Linked DNA regions of Mus musculus: region 2 is linked to region 1. Evidence: chromatin loops called from intact Hi-C (ENCODE). Cell type or tissue: gastrocnemius. All regions are shown on one strand. Links, peaks and the distances in the headings refer to the core of each region. The heading gives the core; the rest is flanking DNA. Region 1 has its middle 7.9 kb from the start of Gm34207. Region 2 has its middle 45 kb from the start of Lmx1a.

Region 1 (9,495 bases), core at 679-8,678:
GTAATGAAGTGGTTCATGGCTACCCAGGACCTAGCCTGATGTTAGGGAGAGGGAGAGGCCTGGCTAAGAAGGATCAGGAGAAACTGATGGGAGAGTGTGCTGTCTTCATTATAAAACACCCAGGGAAATCACATGTGCTGCTGACTTTGTCTGGTATAGGATCTGACAAAGAAAGCAACCGAATTATCTTTTTCTTTTTTATTCCGAAGGAGTTTAACTCTACTATAGCTGGTAAGAAACTAAGAGCCCGCACTGCCTGTGTGCTCAAATGAGGTTTAAATGTGACACTGAAGAATACACACATGGAATCGCATAAAACATTTTCCACTGGTCTCTCCCTGGAGTTCCACTGCATCTTGTTCAACAAGCAACCCACCCACATGTGCCCAGGGAGGAAAATACCCTCAAAGGCGAATGAGAGGCTGTGGAAACTCCACACTCAAGATTGGATTTCACAAGCAGACAGCCAGGCACCACCAGACTGGGTTCTGCAACCTGGCTGTGGCTTCTAGTTCCCTAATCTGGCTCTATCTTTGGGTCAAAGGAAAACTATAGAAATGCTATACAGTCACCAAACATGAAGCTATTCCCAAGGGATCCAGACTCCAGCCCCCAGACTGCACCTTTCCTTTTGTCTGTGTGTTCCCCTACCTTGGAAGCATGTGAGAACATCCCTGAAGAGGACAGACTCACTGACCGCCTCAAGAACAGCTAGAGGCTGGTGAGATGGCTCAGTGGGTAAGAGTACCCGACTGCTCTTCCAAAGGTCCAGTGTTCAAGTCCCAGCAACCACACGGTGGCTCACAACCATCCGTAACAAGATCTGACGCCCTCTTCTGGTGTGTCTGAAGACAGCTACAGTGTACTTACATATAATAAATAAATAAATCTTTTTAAAAAAAAAGAACAGCTAGGCTGGATGTTGAGATGTTCTAGAGAACTGAAGATATGACCTCAGACAAGAATACACTTCTCCAGAGTGTATCTGAGGGACCAAATGCCTAGCTCCACCCTTCTGTGGAAGACACGGACACAGCTCATAACTAACTTTTCCTCAATCTTAGCTATGGGTCTTCAGCACCCAAACTGAAAGGTTGAGACACTAGGGAAGCTTAGTCTGAAGAGAAAATTAAGAAGGGATGACACAGATCCTGATAGTAACACTAGCTGTTCATTGCTCCTTTGATAAATATTCTGAGAGCTGGAACAATTGCTTAGCAGTTGACAGAGCATACTGCTCTTACCTGAGCCTGGTTCCCAGCACCCACAGTAGGTGGCTCACAACCACCTGCAACTTGATGCTTCCTTCTGGCCTCTGCAGACACTTATGCTCATATACCCACATGTAGACACAGATATATACATGTAATTTAAAAATAAAAATATTCAGCCGGCTGTGGTGGCGCACGCACACCTTTGATCCCAGCACTTGGGAGGCAGAGGCAGGCGGATTTCTGAGTTCGAGGCCAGCCTGATCTACAGAGGACAGCCCAGGACAGCCAGGGCTACACAAAGAAACCCTGTCTCGAAAAACCAAAACCAAACCAAAACAACAACAAAAAAAAAAAAATTCAGAACAGCCGGGCATGGTGGTACACACCTTTAATCCCAGCACTCAGGAGGCAGAGGCAGTCGGATTTCTGAGTTCGAGGCCAGCCTGGTCTACAAAGTGAGTTCCAGGACAGCCAGGGCTACACAGAGAAAGCCTGTCTCGAAACACCCCCCCAAAAAATATTCAGAACAACATTCACATAGAATATTATGTAATGAGGAAATGAGAAAAACAAAAACAGTTGATACTCCCTGCCCCTAGATAAAGAGCTACAGGCAATCAATGGTTGCTGTGAGATAACCAGTTTTCTTCAGGGTATAGATAGCCCCCCTGATAAGTTACCCAATTCCAAATGGTCAGCCCTAATAAAATACATAGAAGAGCAACAGTAAATGGCCTCCACAGATTGTATTTCCATGTACATATGTATGGATGGATGTATATATGTAACGGTAGTGATTAAGAAGAGGTCACAAAGTTCAGAGGGAGTGGGGTGCACAGAAAGAGCTGCATGGGGGAAGAGTGTGGATTGGAAATGATGTAAACACAGGAAATTCTAAAAAAAACAAAACAAAAAAAAAAAAAAAAAAAAAAACCACAGTTGATGCATCATGGACCCAGGGATACAGCTCAGCTCAGTGATTAAATACATGCCTAGCATGAGTAAGGCCCTAAATTTAATCTCAAGTAACACCAAAAAGCATGAGGTGGTGGGATTTATCTAATCTCTCTCTCTCTCTCTCTCTCTCTCTCTCTCTCTCTCTCTCTCTCTCTCTCTTTCTCTCCCTCCCTCCCTTCCTCCCTCCCTCCCTCCCCCCTCCCTCTCCCTCTCCCTCCCTCCCTCTCCCTCTCCCTCTCCCCCTCCCCCTCCCCCTCCCCCTCCCCCTCTCCCTCCCTCTCTCTCTCTCAGCAAAGTCTCATATATCTCAGGCTAACCTTAAACTCACTATGTGCCCAAGGATAGCTTTGAACTTCTGACTCTTCTCCTGTACTTCCTGAAGGCCGTATCTGCTTTTATGTAGTGCTGAGTATTCCATCCAGGGGCTCATACATGCTAGTCAAGCATTTCACCAACTAAGCTATGCCCTCAGTCCTTGTCTTTTAAAGCTAAGACAATATGTATGTGTCTTATAATAATAAGATAGAAAGCATTCATTTCTCCATGAGTGAAACACATAAAGTACCATACTTAGGATAGTTTGGAAACCTTTGGAATTATTGGTGGTAAGAAAAGCTTCAGAGGTGAAAAAGACACTTAAGGTGACCTTTGAGAGACAGGTAGAGTTTGGATCTGAAAGACTGAATACTGAAGTGGGATGACGGTGTGTGCAATGAGTCTGACAAGACTCACACGGAGCAAAGCATTTGCCTCAGTCTAGCGGAAGACTAGCTTCAGCTTCCGATAAGAACTAGGATTTATGTGCTAAACAGCCCAGGCTATCGAAGGTTTGTGAGCTGGCGCACAGTGTGGCAAGACCTCAGGACTAAGTGGGCGAGGCAGGTTAGAGCAGAGTACAGCCAGAGACAAGATACAAATCAGAACAAAAACACAGTCAGATAGACAAAAGAACAAAAGAAAGAGGGACGGAGAAATAAGGGTATCAGGGAAGGCATGAAGACAATGGGTAGAGATGCTGGCGTGTCCACAGGATTGGGTCACTGGTGAGCCAGTGTACCAATGACATCGAAGATTTACCTGAAGTGGATCTTCTGGTTGTTTATAAGGCTAGTAATACTGTTATCGTAGACTTGTTAATAAAATAATTTAGAAACAGATTCAAAAGAAACCTGGACAACAATTTTATTAGCATTTAGGAAAACAGTAGATTATACAGGTTATGTGACAATCCTGGCAGCTACCAGGAGGGGAGATGGGGAAAAGGCCACGCCTTTTAAGTTAGACATGGAATAGAAACAGATAGCTTGTTTAGAAAGGAAAAACTACGTCTAGTAATCCGACCACCCACCCCATCTCACCCCTTTATATTTCCTGGGCTTTATCCAGAGCTTGTTCTGTTGTCGGATGACGTCAGGGTAAGCAAAGGCTTCCGGTCTCCCTCTGCAGTTGGCTTCTTTCATGTGCAATCTTTGTAGCTCTTTTTGTCCATATTCTTTTTTTTTAATTTATTTTTTAATTAGGTATTTTCTTCATTTACATTTCAGATGCCATCCCAAAAGTCCCCCAGACACTCCCCCCCCCACTCCCCTACCCACCCACTCCCACTTCTTGGCCCTGGTGTTCCCTTGTACTGAGGCATATAAAGTTTGCAAGACCAAGGGGCCTCTCTTCCCAATGATGGCCGACTAGGCCATCTTCTGCTACATATGCAGCTAGAGACACGAGCTCCGGGGGGTACTGGTTAGTTCATAATGTTGTTCCACCTATAGGGTTGCAGACCCCCTTTTAGCTCTTTGGGTACTTTCTCTAGCTCCTCCATTGGGGGCCCTGTGATCCATCCAATAGCTGACTGTGAGCATCCACTTCTGTGTTTGCCAGGCCCCGGCATAGCTTCACAAGAGACAGCTATATCAGGGTCCTTTCAGCAAAATCTTGCTGGTGTATAAAATGGTGTCTGTGTTTGGAGGCTGATTATGGGATGGATCCCCGGGTGCGGCAGTCTCTAGATGGTCCATCCTTTTGTCTCAGCTCCAAACTTTGTCTCTGTAATTCCTTCCATGGGTGTTTTGTTCCCAATTCTAAGAAGGGGCAAAGTGTCCACACTTTGGTCTTCGTTCTTCTTGAGTTTCATGTGTTTTGCAAATTGTATCTTGTATCTTGTGTATTCTAAGTTTCTGGGCTAATATCAGTGAGTACATATCATGTGAGTTCTTTTGTGATTGGGTTACCTCACTCAGGATGATGCCCTCCAGGTCCATCCATTTGCCATATTCCATTTTTGTCCATATTCTTCTATCACAATACTATCAACAAAAAAAAGGGACCTTAAAGGTAAAGATGCCTGTGGGGCATGTATGTGTGATGTCTACCAGGATGCAGAGCTGGAACATGCATGCACACACGCGCACTCACACACACAAACACACACACACACACAGAGCACACATACACACCACTTCCTAATCCCACACCCGAGTGCCAATAGCTTGACTTATAGATCAAAAGGTTTTAAGGTTTAGTCTCTGGAACAATAGGAAAATAGTTTTCTATGCTGATATGTACATAGATAGAGGGAGAGATGGGGATGTATGAGCAGAATTTTTTATTTTCTCATGGGTAATTTTACAAATTTTCCAAATATTGTCTATCAACCACTTGATTATACTAGATTAGTAAGTTGATCCACCTGATGAAAACTAACAAATGTAGAGAAAACCATTCTTGCATCCTGAACTGAAGATCTCCTGCCATGGCCTTCCAGGGTCCCTACAATTTCGTAACTGGTTCTTTGACTCTGGGCCTGCCAGTCTTCCCCTGTACAGCTATAGCTCTCAATTCTCAATTCAGAGCCCCGTCCTTGAATTGTTGTCCCTGGCCTTGTAGTCTGGAGTTTAGAGAGTTGTTGATGAAAACGTCTCTTCTTGACTGAGCTTGTTACATGACCCCAGGAAGTAGAGGAAATAACGCAGCAGCTCGTGACTTAGACAATGCTGCCACCCGTAGGTCACAACTGGAATTGCCTCTGGTCTTCTCCCCTAATTAAGAGTGACTTAATGGAACATTTCCCAAGGACTTGGAGTTGTTACTGGAATTGTAACTGAATTGTTACTGCCATTATCGCTAATGCTTCAACAATAAGCCTTTGATATTTGTGACACGATTATAAAACAGGCCTATGAGCTTGGGCTGCTGCAGAAATGAGGTTCTGGGAATGCAAAATAAGAAATCACTTGCAGCCCAAAAAGAGAATCCACGTGGGCAAACTGCCCTGAGGGGGAACAAGGGAAAAAAGAAGACGCCTCTCACACAGCACGAACGATGCAGCAGGTACAGTGTGAGACATCGAGCTTACTCCCAGAGAGCAGCGCAGCTGCTTTGACCTCAGCTTTCCCTACCCTGTCCCCCGTCTATTCTCAGTCTCAGATCCAAACCACCGGCGCTGTTACCACTTTTGAGGACTCTGAGTATCTGAACTTGTTCGGATCACACTTTCCTGCTGGAGTCTTAGGTAAAGCTTTAAAAATGGTGCTTTGGGTTTACATTTTCTAGATGTGAGTACACTGTGGCTGTCTTCAGACTCACCAGAAGAGGGCGTCAGATCCCATTACAGATGGTTGTGCGTCACCCTGTGGTTGCTGGGAATTGGACTCAGGACCTCTGGAAGAACTGTCAGTGCTCCTAATTATTGAGTCATTTCTCCAGCCCTAGGTTTACATTTTAGACACTATTCCACATTCCAGGACAGCTATCCTGAAATTTTTGGTGCCCCAGATTCCCCTAATTTTAGGAAGTCTTTGACCTATTTCCCCTCCCCTTCTAAAACCTTCTGCCTGGTAGTGGATTTGGGAACAGTTGAAGGCTGTATAACCCAATCTGACAGCCACGACTTATCAGTGGTTATTGGTGCCTGGAATGTGGCCAGCCCAAATTGATACACACCTTGCCTATAAAACCACATTGACTTCTAAGAAGTCTTTGTGTAGAAGCCAAAATATAAACTTATCTCCTTAATGATTTTATATTGGCAGTATACTACTAAACATCACACTAATTTGGGATGTGTTAGGTTAAGAATATCATTAAAATTAATTTCTCTGGCATCTTTTTACTTTGTAATGAGTAAGTCTTCTATTGCATGGATGGGTACCACTATATTTCTACTGGGCATTTGTGGTTCAAAGATGTACACATGTAAATAAAGGCATTTCTTACATTAATTAGTATAAGATCCCAGGCATGAAACAGAAATTTATTTCCTACTTAGCTGATGGGCAAAAAGCTGTCACCTGAGGCTCAAGACAACTATAATTATTAGCCGAGATTTTCATGTCATTGTGGAAACTAATGAAGCTTGACTTTCTCTGATTGTGTCTCTTGTGGGTGGGTGACTGGTTTGCTAATTATCCTAAAGTTCCCATCCTACTAAATTCCATTAACAATACTGTAATTTATATGCTAGACCAAGCTCAATAAACAACAGAGTATTTCCATTAAAGAAAGTAGCAGGGAGGGGATGGAGAAATGTCTCAGTTGTTAAGAGATTTCAGTGGAAGAATAAAGAGACCAGAGTTCAGATCCCAGAACACACGCCAATGCCAAGGGGACCTGGTGGCCTATCTGTATAATCCCAGCAAGGATAGGCATATCTGCAAGCTCTGGGTTTGATTGAGAGGCCTTTCCTCAATGAATAAAGTGAAAGATTAAAGGAGAATGATTCCCAACATCAACACCATGCCTACACACAGGAGGAATGGGCTGTGCAAGCACATGTGTGCACAAAACGTGGATAGGGCATGCATGCACCACACACAGAAAAAAATGGCAGTCTCTTAATGGAGCTCTTATTATTCTACTAGAAGTGTGCTCCAGAGAAAGAAAGGCTGCAGAATCCTCTTGCCCTTGTCTAGTCAGGTGCCTTTAGCTGAGAGGAAATGCTGCTGTGAGTTAAAAACTGATCACATCCTAGGGTTAAACCAATTCATCCCCAAAGGCTCTCTCTCAGGCTAACTGGAGTTTCTTCACTCATCATAACAACCTTGGAAAATTGTTGGATTCCTAAACAGAATGCAAATTCAAAGCTCCTAACTTAGGAGTTATGAATCACTTTTTTTGAGGGGCCTTGGAACAATGGTGACCTGACTTTCCAGTGCCAACAGGAATGGGCCCTGTCTGCCTGAGAGAGAATTCTAATGGTGTTCCTTTCACCCCTATGATCTTCTAAAATAATCGTATATGTTCCACACTTACATGGTTTATATCTCAAATTGCTCCAAATGAAATGAAACTACTAAGCCCTGTCCCTAAATCCTATCCATCACGACACTGACTTTTGGAATAGGGAAGCTGATTTCTCAAGTTCATCTTCAAAACTGGACTCTGGTTCCTCGCTCTGTGTAAGAAGGAGCACTCCCAACTCGTTAAACCAGAAAGAGCCAATACCCGTAGTCTGAGGTCCCCCGAGGAACTCATTTGAACACTGCACAGAGCAAACTCAGCAGATATCTTCTGCCAGCTCCTTTCCATTTTCTCTGCTATGTGTGATATTTTCCATGGATGAGACCAGAGATGTTTGGTTGCAAATGGCTGTCAGATGTTTAAACAGTTCTGTTGCTGAAACATGATAATTTCCAGAAGCTCTCTTTCTGCCCGTGGTGTCTTTCGGTAAGACCCACCACAAAGAAAACGGGGTTGTACAAGAAAAATGGCAGAAGATCTGGGAATTAACCAGAAAAAAAAACTAGACTATAACATGCCTCCAACAACAACAAAAAAAATCATTAATAGGAAACAGGCCAGTTTCTAAGGGTCACAGAAAGAATACATGCTGGATTCTCGGCAACTGGCTTCGTTTCAGAGTCAGTAACCTCCAAGTTGTCAGGGAGGATTGCGGTTAATGCTGTGAAAGATGTGTGCTGAAAGATTTCTAGTTGCCCTTGAATTCCTGAGCTTCAAGTCAGGACATCATACCACACATGTGCAAAACAGAAAGTCTGGTAAAGTCTAAACGGACCCTGCTATAAGTAAACCTACTATGTAAAAGCTCAACTCATAAAATCAATACATTAGAAAGCAATCATTAATATTAAAAAGGAAGTTGATTTTAAAATATTTTAGTGAAATTTTCCCTATTCACATATTTGGTTAAGTTATATGAAAATACTAGTATTTGGTTATTTTAACCCTCCCTCAAAAATAAAGCTCCCACATTCTGGTCATTCCATATGATTTAACCTATATATTGCATTGTATAGGTACTGGAGATTTTTCATGTGTATGCATGTTTTGCCCTCACATTTGTATATGCACCAAATGCCTGGTGCCCATAGAGGTCAGAGGAGTGTGCCTGACTCCCAGACTACAGTTGCAGGCACTTATGAACTACTGTGCACTCTGGAGATTGAGCTCTGGTCTTCTAGAAAAGCAGCCAATGCTTGGAACTGCTGGTCCATCTCTCCAGCCTCCAGAAATAAATAACCTTTAAACCCTACTTTCATGGGGCTACAGAGAGGGCTCAGTCAAGGAAGCATTTACTGCACAGGCATTAGGACCTGAACTGCAGCCTCGGGGCCATAGAAACAAAAGGCTGGGAATGGTGCAGTTGTAGTCACAGCGCTAAGGAAGGGGTCAGGTGGTTCAGTGGCATCTAGACTTGCCTAATCAGTGAGAGACAATCTCACAAAAATAAGGTGAATGGCACCAAAGGAATGACAACTAAGGTTGTCTGCACGTACGCACAAGCACACACACACAGAATACTTTATTCAATGTTTCCCATTTGTGTGTAAAGTTTCAGTAGCTCAGCTGCTTTAACCTGAGTGCCAGTGTAGACAGAAACAGTGACGTTATCAAAAGCCAGAAGGATTTTGAGTGTTATCTGTCGAAAAAAAAATTTTTTTTCCAAAAAGAGAAATCTCAGTAACACAAGAAGTAATGAGTGAGGACTAAGAATTTGGTAATGCCTAAAATAATAGTAACACTAGCTACAAATTACCTATTTGAGTATTTCAAAGCAGCCTTGAATGAAGTTAAACTTCTAAGCCACATTCCCAAATCACTATGAGAATAAAGAGTAAAGAGGAGAGACAGGGTGATTTTAGCGATCAGGACTTACCTAACCATGCCAGCACTCAGAAGTGGGAAAGGAAAGATGCCAAGTTTGAGGCTAGCCTGGGCTACAGAGAGAGATCTGTCTCAAAGAGCACCCTCCACCCAACTTACACATCCAAATAAGGACTGCTGTTCAAGGAGTCCTGAGGGAAGCTGCATATCTAATTCCAATTGACACTGGTGCATTGATCAGAAAGCCTGTGGAATGTACCCTTGG
Region 2 (9,495 bases), core at 800-8,799, 230 kb before region 1:
ACCAGGAGTCTGGCTCCCACCCACCACCTGCCGGGACACACTGGGAAGGCAGGCAGAGGTGGTGGGCTCCATGGTATCAGTCCAAGGCTGCTGTGATGGATGCATTTGGGTGAGTGGAGACTTCCCCTCTTCCCCAAGTCCCGCCCCTTACCATGCTTCTGGAAATGCTATTTTTACCTTTGCCCTCAATTCTTGCTTCTGCCTTATCCCGGCAGTCCCTCTGCCTACAACATCCCACCCTCTCCATATGTGCAGCCCCTTCATATGGTCCACGTTATCTCAGCCATTGTAAGACCAAAGACAAAGGCTTCGAGAAACCACCGAGTAGACAGGGACACCCAAAAAGCTTGTTATCTGTCTCCAGGAAGCCCGTGTCTCAGGCCTGCACAATAGCTGGGCGTTTTCCAGCTTTTAAATCTGTCTGAGGAAATTGGAAGATGACAACAAGGCTCCTTACACTTTTTTTTATTTTTGGCAGACAATATTAACTTCCTAGCCGTGTCACCTGATTTACTCGTAAACCACACTGTCGCCTTCCACTGACCGTGTGCCCCCCAATAATAGATGGGGCTGGCTCCCCATTATTGTCAGGATTTTTGACTTTTCTTCCAGCTCATTCCTCACACAAGAATTATTAAGATTAGACAGTGCAATTTTGAAAAGCAAAATGCAAGCCACTTTTAAAAAAAAAACACATCTGACATACTTGGTTGAATTTTTATTTTTTACGCGTTTCCAGCCTTTTTTCTCTTTCTCCCTCTGAATGTACAGCCATGCTCCTTGCAACCCAACCAATGGGCCCCGGAGTCAGTGTAGCTGTTTCTAATTATTGGACCTCTAGAAGCTGTTCCAGACAGCTGCTTAGCATTGTGTTCCCACCACCAAAACCTGAGAGACAGAATCCTTGGTTACAAAATGCTAAAAGTTAAGGGGTTGAGAGACAACTTCCATTATAAACCTCCTGGTTTCACTCACTTGTAATTGTCCAAAAATTGTCCTTTTGCTCCAAATCATTCCATGCTCTGTTTCCACCCCAGGGATGAAATTACTTGGAAAGTCTGAACAAACGTGGCTGAGCCCGTTTGGAATCAGGCAGCTTGGCGGAGAATATCCTTCTTCAGCTGCCCATGGACACCCCAACACAGATGACCCTTATCGTGCCAGTGCCTCTCCCCTGCCCTGTGTGTGTGGTCAGCTTCATCCAGGGGAGGAAGTATTTGTGCTAGGAGTGGAGTGGAAATAGTAGTTTCAAGAAGGAAACCAGAGGCAACGACAGTATCAGACGATCCTAGGATGTCAGGGCAGGCGGAGGCACTCACACTGAACTATGTGTGGAATAAAGTTCCTTTCCTGGACTGGCTGTCCTATCAGTGATGGTGTGCAGTGGTTAAAAGACTGTGAAGTAATAAGAGACAATTATGAGTTTGACTGTGGGGTTTACCATAACTAGCTATGGGACCCTGTATTAAATTAAATAAATAACTAATTGAGTTAAATGCACTTTCTTGAGTGTTGATGTCGTCATCATTGAAATGAGAATGGTGGCAGTCCCCACCTCCCAGAAGGGCTTTGGTGGTATAAGGAGGAGATGCATATAGAACACTGGTCTTGCAGGTAAGAGGTACCGTGACATGTGCCCACGTGGCTGTAGTGCCATTTATCAACTGGGTCAGCATCTTGACTCCTCATCTTTCAGAGCATTCACATCTCATACTGGTGACAACTCTCTTCTGTTTCACTTCAGGAAACCAGGCTTTCCCCGTCTCTGCCCTAGGATTAAATGTTCCATTCCCCACAGGTGTGTATGAGATCTAATTCCAAACAAGCTGTAATCACTGTCTGACAGAACTTGGGCACCAAGGACTGCTCTCTCCTCTCTCCCATTGCAGGTCTATGTGTGCTGCCACAGTCTGTGAGTTCTGTTGTGTGTGGAAAATGATGTTTCCTTGGGGGCATCAGTAACTCTGGCTCCTACAATCTTTTTGCTTCCTCTTCTGCATGGTTCTCTGAGCCTTGAATGGGGAGGTAGGGGGTTGACATTTGACAAAGATATCCCATTTAGGGCTGAGTGTGGCAAAGTCTTAAAAGTGACACAGAGTAGACGACTACAGTTTCATTCCCATGGCATGGTGGTTTGCGTGAGAATGGCCCCATAGGATCATATATTTGCATCCTTAGTCCCCAGCTGGTGAACTGTTTTAGGAGGATTAAGACGAGGCGTGACCTTGTTAGAGAGGAGGTGTGGCCATGTTGGAGAGGAGGTGTGGCCTTGTTAGAGAGGAGGTGTGGCCATGTTGGAGAGGAGGTGTGGCCTTGTTAGAAGAGATATGTCTCTGGAAGTGTAAAGCTCTCAGAAACTGCTCCAGACCCATGGCTATCTGCTTCCCACCATGAAGATCATGAACTAACCCTCTAAACCTGTAAGCAAGCCCCCAATTAAATGCTTTCTTTTAGAAGAGTTGCCTTGGCCATGGTATCTCTTCACAGCAATAGAACAGTGGCTAAGAGAAGTGGATTTAGAGACTAGGAAGATCATGAGCAAAGCTTTGACAGGCCCTCTGTCTGGTGAAGGCTACTTCCTGCCCCTAGGTCCCAGCTCACTGGCTTCTTACATGGTTGGAGAAGTCTAAGGTTTTGGGACTTGCTAGTCAGCCAGTCCAGCCTACATTTAAGAAATCCTGTCTCAAATAGATAATATGGATATCAGCAAGAATGTCTACAAAGGCACTGCAGGCCACCTGCGTGTCTGCAGGAACACTATGCAACCAAAGGACACATCAGCTAGTGCTAACACAGCCCCAAAGCACAGGACCAAATATAACAAAACCTCAAGGGAGACAGACAACAAACCATATACACACCTAAAAAAAAAATGGAATAGTAGTGATTTCCACGCTTGTCGTATGGACAGATAAACTCGTGCAAAGAACATTTTCAAAGACTGGTAAGAAAAAAAAATAGGAGAAGTGAGTACCTTGGGGGGATTTAAATATGAAAGAGCAGGCGAGGAAGAGGAGAAGAGGTGGCTTGAGTGTTCTGTGCCATCAGCTAGCGCAGTGGTTCTCAGACTTCCTAACGCTGCGGCCCTTTAACACCGTGCCTCACATTATGGTGACTCCTAACGTGAAAGTTATTTTGCATAAATTGTAAAGTTATTTTCTGGCTATTTCATAACTGTAATCTTGCTACTGTTGTGAACGGTAATGTAAGTATCTGACATGCCGGCTATGTGATTATTCCAACCCCAAAGGGGTCGTGACCCACAGGTTGAGAACAACTGAACTAGAAGGATGCATTTGTATCTTTTCTCCTGGGGCTCGCCAGCACTGTCAAGCCTAGAGAGGCTGAAGACAACCACAGAGGCATACAGGTTGGCTCTCTCTCTCTCTTTTTTTTTTTTTTTTTTTTTTTTTAAAGATTTATTTATTTATTATATGTAAGTACACTGTAGCTTCTTCAGATCTCTCTCTTCTTTNNNNNNNNNNTCCCTCTCCCTCCCCCTTCCCCTCCTCCTCCTTCTCTAGCTTGCCTAGAACTCTGCTTCAGCTTGCTCACTGCTGGAATTATAAACTCAGACCACCACTGCAACCTGATTTTTGCATGGGTTCTGTGGATCAAACGCAGGTCCTGGTGCTTGTAAATCAAACATTTTCTACAGATTGGGCCCTCTCCCTAGCTCTATAATTGTGTCATTTAACAGCACCAAACTCATAACATATATTAGACAATCCTATTTAACTTGTGTGTTTTATCCTTCAGATTCTGAGCTAAGAAATCTTTCTGCTTCCTCTAGAACCGGTATCCAAGACTGGGTGTGGTCCCTTGCTTCCACTCCAGATCTTGGAACACAAAGCCAGATGATCTCTGATAGACACTATTGATTCACTAAAGTAAAGATGTTTTGGAGGTGATCTGACCAGACTCTTCTATCACACAGCAGAGGACTCCGAAGCCTTGTGAGGTCCAGGATCTGCTCAAGGTGCCATAATGGACTGCCCCATTGCCATCAGAGAATCCTCTGCCCTTCTCTTTGGGCTCTGTTCTTCACACCAGTTCCCCGACCTTTGCTAACTGTTAGGTGCGCTATAAGCAGTTCTGGCTTCCTTTGAGTCTACATCTGGCTCCTCAGATGTGGGAAGTGATGATCCCAGCCAACATTTTTATACTCTCTTGGCTTTGGTTAAAGGGGTATGGGGCAAAGAAGTCCTGATTCCCATTGAAAATTAATTTGGCTACTCCCGAGTCCCATGTTCTACTTGTGGGAACATCTGTCTGTCAGTGACAATGGAAACGTTTCTGTCAGAGTGAGATCCAGTCCTAAGTCTGAAACACTGTGCGGGTGACAAGGCAAGTCTAGTCTATGTTCCCTTCAGCTGCTGCGGGAGGGTTCACTGTTTCCCATCCTGCACTGATATTCCTATGCCTCCTCTGTGGGTGTCTTCATGCTCTCGCTTTGACTCCTCCTTGGGGCCCTTTTCCGCAGAGTCTGAAACAAACATTCCACTGAATGACACAGGTTCCAGGAGCTTCTGGCCAGAGTTGGAGGCTCTCCCAAGGCTCTGGAAGATGCTCTCCCAGACAGGCGCGACTAATACCGGGAGCCAGCAGCAGAGGGCGCCCGTGCCTAACTGTCTCCACGCCGCAGCATCCAGCTAAAGATGGATGGGTTTCTAGCTGCGCCACAGCTGCACAGCCCAAGGAGTTTCTCCCGTGGGGACTCTGGGCCCAGGGCCAGTTCCTCTGTGGTCTGTGGTCAGAGATGGCTGTTTGATCCAAATCTGTCACGGGAGACATTTTCATGGAGTTTTCCAGGAGGGTGAGAGTGGCTCTCTTCTGGCTGGAAGTTGTTTTTTTCTTTTTTTCTTTTTTTTTTCTTTTTCCTTTTTTTGTGGAGTGGGGTGGGGTGGGGGTGCTTCACAAGCTGGCAGAGACTCTTTTCCCTGATCTGCTTTCCCTGGGCACCTTAGGAAAAAGGGGAAGAGTTTAAGTTTCCTTGCCACTACCCACCTAGCCCCTCCTAGTCCCAGCGATGCCCTAAATTAATCCTTATAGCCGAAAGCCTTAGTTCAGTTTGAGGGAAGACTCGCCAAAAGCCAGCTGTTGATGCAGTGATCACTCAGAGAAAAGATTTGATGTTTGGAAACAGTCAAGTCCCATTCCATCCCAAATGTATTAAATAATGTAGGGAAGGAAGCTAGGAACTAAGAAAGAGCCAGCATGGTGCTAGGGCAGGTGGGGCAGTTGCGGATGCTATGAGAATCTGTGTCACGTGGGGGAGGGGGGTTGTGGTTATTTAATGAGTTTTCAGTGTAGAATCGTGAGACCACCTTCTTAGGTGGCCTCTAAACCAGTTTTAAAGACGAAAGTCTAAAAGAGAACTAGCCAAAGAAAATATCCACAAGCTGAACATTCGGAATATGTCAGCCAGCTGCTGGTTTGTCCGAGTTCCACATTTACTTAAGAAGAGCTCTTCCTTTCTGTGCCCCTTGCATCTACTAGCGCCTCAGTCTGCAGATCCTTCTCAGTCACAGCACAGGACACAGGAGGTCTTGAAGAACAGTGTCTGCAGTGAGGGTAGCCATGCCCCTCACCCTGAGCTCTGTGTGTGCCCTGGGACCAACACTGACCTCAGCAATCTTTGTTTCTTCATATTTAGAATGAATAGATGTCATACATACATATTCTCTCTCTCTCTCTCTCTCTCTCTCTCTCTCTCTCTCTCTCTCTCTCTCTCTCTTTCTCAGAAAAGGTCTCTTACTTAACCTGGGGCTACCCTAGCTGGCCTGTGAGTCTCTGGGATCCACTGCCACATTTCACACTGCTTCCGAAATTTATCTTACTAGGGCTATAGCTGAGTGAAGAAAGGATGGACACACAGACAGGAAAGCTGGGATCTGGTAGGCTGTGCTCTCTCTGATGAAGAAATAGCAGCAATAGCAAGCCAGAAACTCATCATGTCTATTTTATGCATCTGAATCAAGGAGCTGGGTTTCTTGTATACAGCTGCATAGGAAGGAGGGCTCGTGGTACACAGCTGAACAAGGAGGCAGGCTTAGCTAATGTTCGTAGGAAGTCTCTGTAGGGGAGCAGTCTCAGCCGGCATCAATCCTAGAGAAGAAGCTATAATCGACCGGTCTGCACCTGCAGTCAGCATTTGCTCTGGGGCCAGAGGAAGGCTTGGCCAACTCCTGACCTGGAGAAGGATTAGCCAGCTCCCATGGGTCTGAGGTATTGGGGTCCTTGACCCAGCTTGGTTCATGTCAACACCTTGTATTCAGTCAGGCTCTCATCCATTCCCCCATAGCCCACCTGTATACTTCTCACCACACTGGCATCATAAAGCTTGCTGCCATTCCAGGCTTCTCTGTGGGTGGGGTGCTAGGTAACTACAATCAGGTCCTCATGCTTGTGTGACAAGCACCTCACCCTCCAAGCCACGTCTATCACTTCAGTCCCAGAGAAGGGATCTCTATTAACTTTGATCTTAATGTTTTCTGTCTGTCTCGTGTATCAGTTCCCCGAGGCAATGAACACTAAGGCCTGAATTCATTTGCTTCCTGCTCCCCATACCCCTGAAAAGTGATTTAACTGCTCACAGTCTGACAATGAGATTGCTCTATTTGCAATGGAATGAAATAGAACGAAACCAGGGGTACCAACTGTGGGGGGAAAATGCCAACTTTGAACTGGGTGCTTGGCTCTAAGCTGTTATGGAAACACTTCCATCAGACATGATCTCTGCTCAAGGAGTTCACGGTAAAGTTTTTATAATATGAAAGTGAATAATAGAATATGCCACACACAGTGTGAATGGTGTTCAAATGGAGAGAGATTCGAAATAATGTGAAGAACCAGAGAAGTAGGGAGATCAGGAATGGTTGCATAAAGATATGGTGACAGGCCAGCCTGAAAGGACAGGTCGAGCTGGAATAGGAGTCACTGGAAAAGGTGTCCTCCCAGACACAGAAGAAAGTCAAAGCAAACACACAGGCAGTCACTGATTGGTGGGAGAGCAAGCCTGGCCAGAATGAGCGTGCTGTGGCTGCATAAAGAAGGAGAAAACTAAACAAACAGTCCGACCATAGTGCCACACCTCTTGAATCCCCACACTAGGGAGGCAGAGGCAGGTGGATTTCTAAGTTTAAGGCTAGCCTGGTCTACAGATAACATTACATAGAGAAAGCCTGTCTTGAAAAAACAAAAACAAAAAGAAGGAGGAGAGAAGAGGGGTGAGGGGAGGAAGAGGAGAAAGAAGAAGGGGGAGGGGAGGGGATGAGGAAGAAGAGGAGGAGGGAGAAGGGGGGAGGGGAGGAGGAGATAACTAAGGCTTTTTTTTTGGCGGGGGGGGGGGCAGGGACCCAGCTATGGACCTAGCTGGGACTGCCTTTGATGGGTTCCATCGGTAGAAGATGCAAACTTTGGGACCTGTGTCCTGGGGAAGGTTCTATTCACTGAGAGACAAAGCTCGGGATTAGAGCCTAAACAATGCTCAGGATGCTCAGAATGCTGGGGCTTTCGGGTAAATGCTAGATCCACAGACCAGGAAGGATCTCCAGGTTGTTAAGGCAACATCCACACCAGCCTTCCAGGTGAACGGGTGTCAGCCATTTTCTTCCCTTGAAGAAAAAGGTCTGCCGTGTTTAACAGTTCTGGTCTGGCAAATGCTTTCTGTAAGCTGTGCCTCTTACATATGGCTATGAGGCAGAAAAGGCCTTAGTGTTCTCCCAACAGCAGCTTTCTAACCAGCTCTATTGGGCCCCTTCTCCCTGCCTGCTGACAGTACCTAGGTAGATGCACAAAACAGTTCATTTCTGTCATTGAAATTATCCAGCCTCATCCCAAGCTTGTGGTCCATTCTTTTGATCTCACAACTTTCATCACCATTGTTTTTAAGTCTTCCTTTCCTCTGCCCACTGGAGAACTGCGTGCTGGAGAAAGTGAGCTACATTTCTTTCCTGCGGTTGAGATAAAATGCTCTGGGTAGACCAACTCTAAGGAGAAGGGTTTGCTTGACTACAATTTAGGTTGTAGCCCATCATTGTGGGAAAGTCGAGATAGGAACCTGAAGCAGCCAGTCACATGGCAGTCAAGAACAGAGAGAATAAATGTGTGCACGTCTATTATTCAGCTCAGAACCCAGGGAATGGTGCTGCCCACAGTGGATTAGGTCTTTCCACACAATTAGCATAATCGAGACATTCTCCTCCACAGACAGGCTCCCAGGCCAACCTGAGCTAGACAAGCCCTACTGAGAATCTCTTCCCAGGTGATTCTGATGAGACAGGCAGACTCCATGACAGGCTTCAGATTGGCAGTTCAGATGATTAGGCCTAAAAACCTCGGCTTCAGGCAGCTGCTAGTCAGAAACTGCCCTGCCATCAGAAACTGCCTCCACTACCTGGCCTGAAGCAAGGACAAAGGGTCAGCAGTTTCCAGCCACCCCCCACTCTGGGTAATGGAATATCCTTAGACATAGAGTAAAACAAAGCCCACCTACCCTGGAATTCCCCTAATGTGCTTTATTTAAATCAGGTCTGTGAGCTCACGTGATTGTCTATCTTCATAAAGCATGCTGGACTTTTGTAGAATAAAACACTTCTTGTGTTTACATACTATTTGAGTCTGGGGTGTCATTCTTCCAAAACTCATGGACCCTTACATTTGGGGGGTTGTCCAAGATTTGCTGAAGACACTCCCCTCCCCCACCCACCCAATTAGTGGAGTACAACCCCCCCATTGATAAGTTCAGGCACCCAGTTGTCTTTTGTCTTGTCCACATCTGTGTTTCTGTTTTGGATTTAATTCTGTTGCCAGTTTAATCTGGAGGTCGAGGGTGACAAAGCAGTCAACCGGCCAGGAGCCACAGAGGATACTCTCGAGGCCCTACCGGAAGCAGAACTTGCTAGTTCTCATCTGGATTCTGAGCTGGCTGTGGGACTATGGGCCTCCCATGCACAGGGAGGAAGACCGGCTAAGACAGCCTTTGGTTTTGCTTTTTTTCTCCCAGGAATGTCCTTCTGTGTTTGTCTGTGTGTATTCCATTTGTGCTTTTTGTCCTCTCCTACAAATTTTTCTTTGACTCCTAGGGTGGGACAGGCACAAAGCACCCCGCTGGGCTTGGTCCTGAACCATTTTAAGGACTTTTGCCAAGTCACAGAAGACTCAAGTCTGGTTGTTTGTCCCCTCAAACTAACCATCTTTTGCAGAAAGATCCTATAAAGTAGGATGGCCTGAGGAGGGGACTTTCTATCTCCCCATCATTGACAGGGTGAAGGTTTAGTTTATAAGGCCAGTGACCACCTAGACCAAGTGCTATGGACCCCACCGCTCCCCACCCGTTTTCCTCTAAAGGAGGGTCAGCCTTGTTCCCCCTTCCTGTCCCCTGGGAGGATCTCTGTCCCCCTCCTTATGTTCCTGCTCCTACTGCCACTGCTGCCCCTGCCCAGCCAGCACAGGCAGAGGGAGGAGCAGCCCCTGACGCTCCTGGCTCCACCT

Evidence for each region. Hi-C counts contacts between places; a loop is a spot of excess contacts. Peaks named below come from ENCODE experiments on the same cell type or tissue, not always from the same donor. Only the 100,000 strongest peaks of a DNase experiment are listed, where the experiment ranks them.
Region 2: it touches region 1 in a loop (7-fold over the local background); 38 of 42 quality-filtered maps call a loop at or near these places.

The regions. Positions count from the first base shown.
Region 1 is chr1:167,410,709-167,420,203 of GRCm38, reverse strand. No RefSeq gene overlaps it. Among named protein-coding and RNA genes, the nearest start is that of Gm34207, 7.9 kb to the left of the region's middle. In gastrocnemius, for the core only: no CTCF peak of the experiment used is centred there; DNase peaks (open chromatin) are centred at 5,170 and 5,427.
Region 2 is chr1:167,640,213-167,649,707 of GRCm38, reverse strand. No RefSeq gene overlaps it. Among named protein-coding and RNA genes, the nearest start is that of Lmx1a, 45 kb to the left of the region's middle. In gastrocnemius, for the core only: a CTCF peak has its summit at 4,597 (motif pointing right); a DNase peak (open chromatin) is centred at 4,624; H3K27ac peaks cover 98 bases.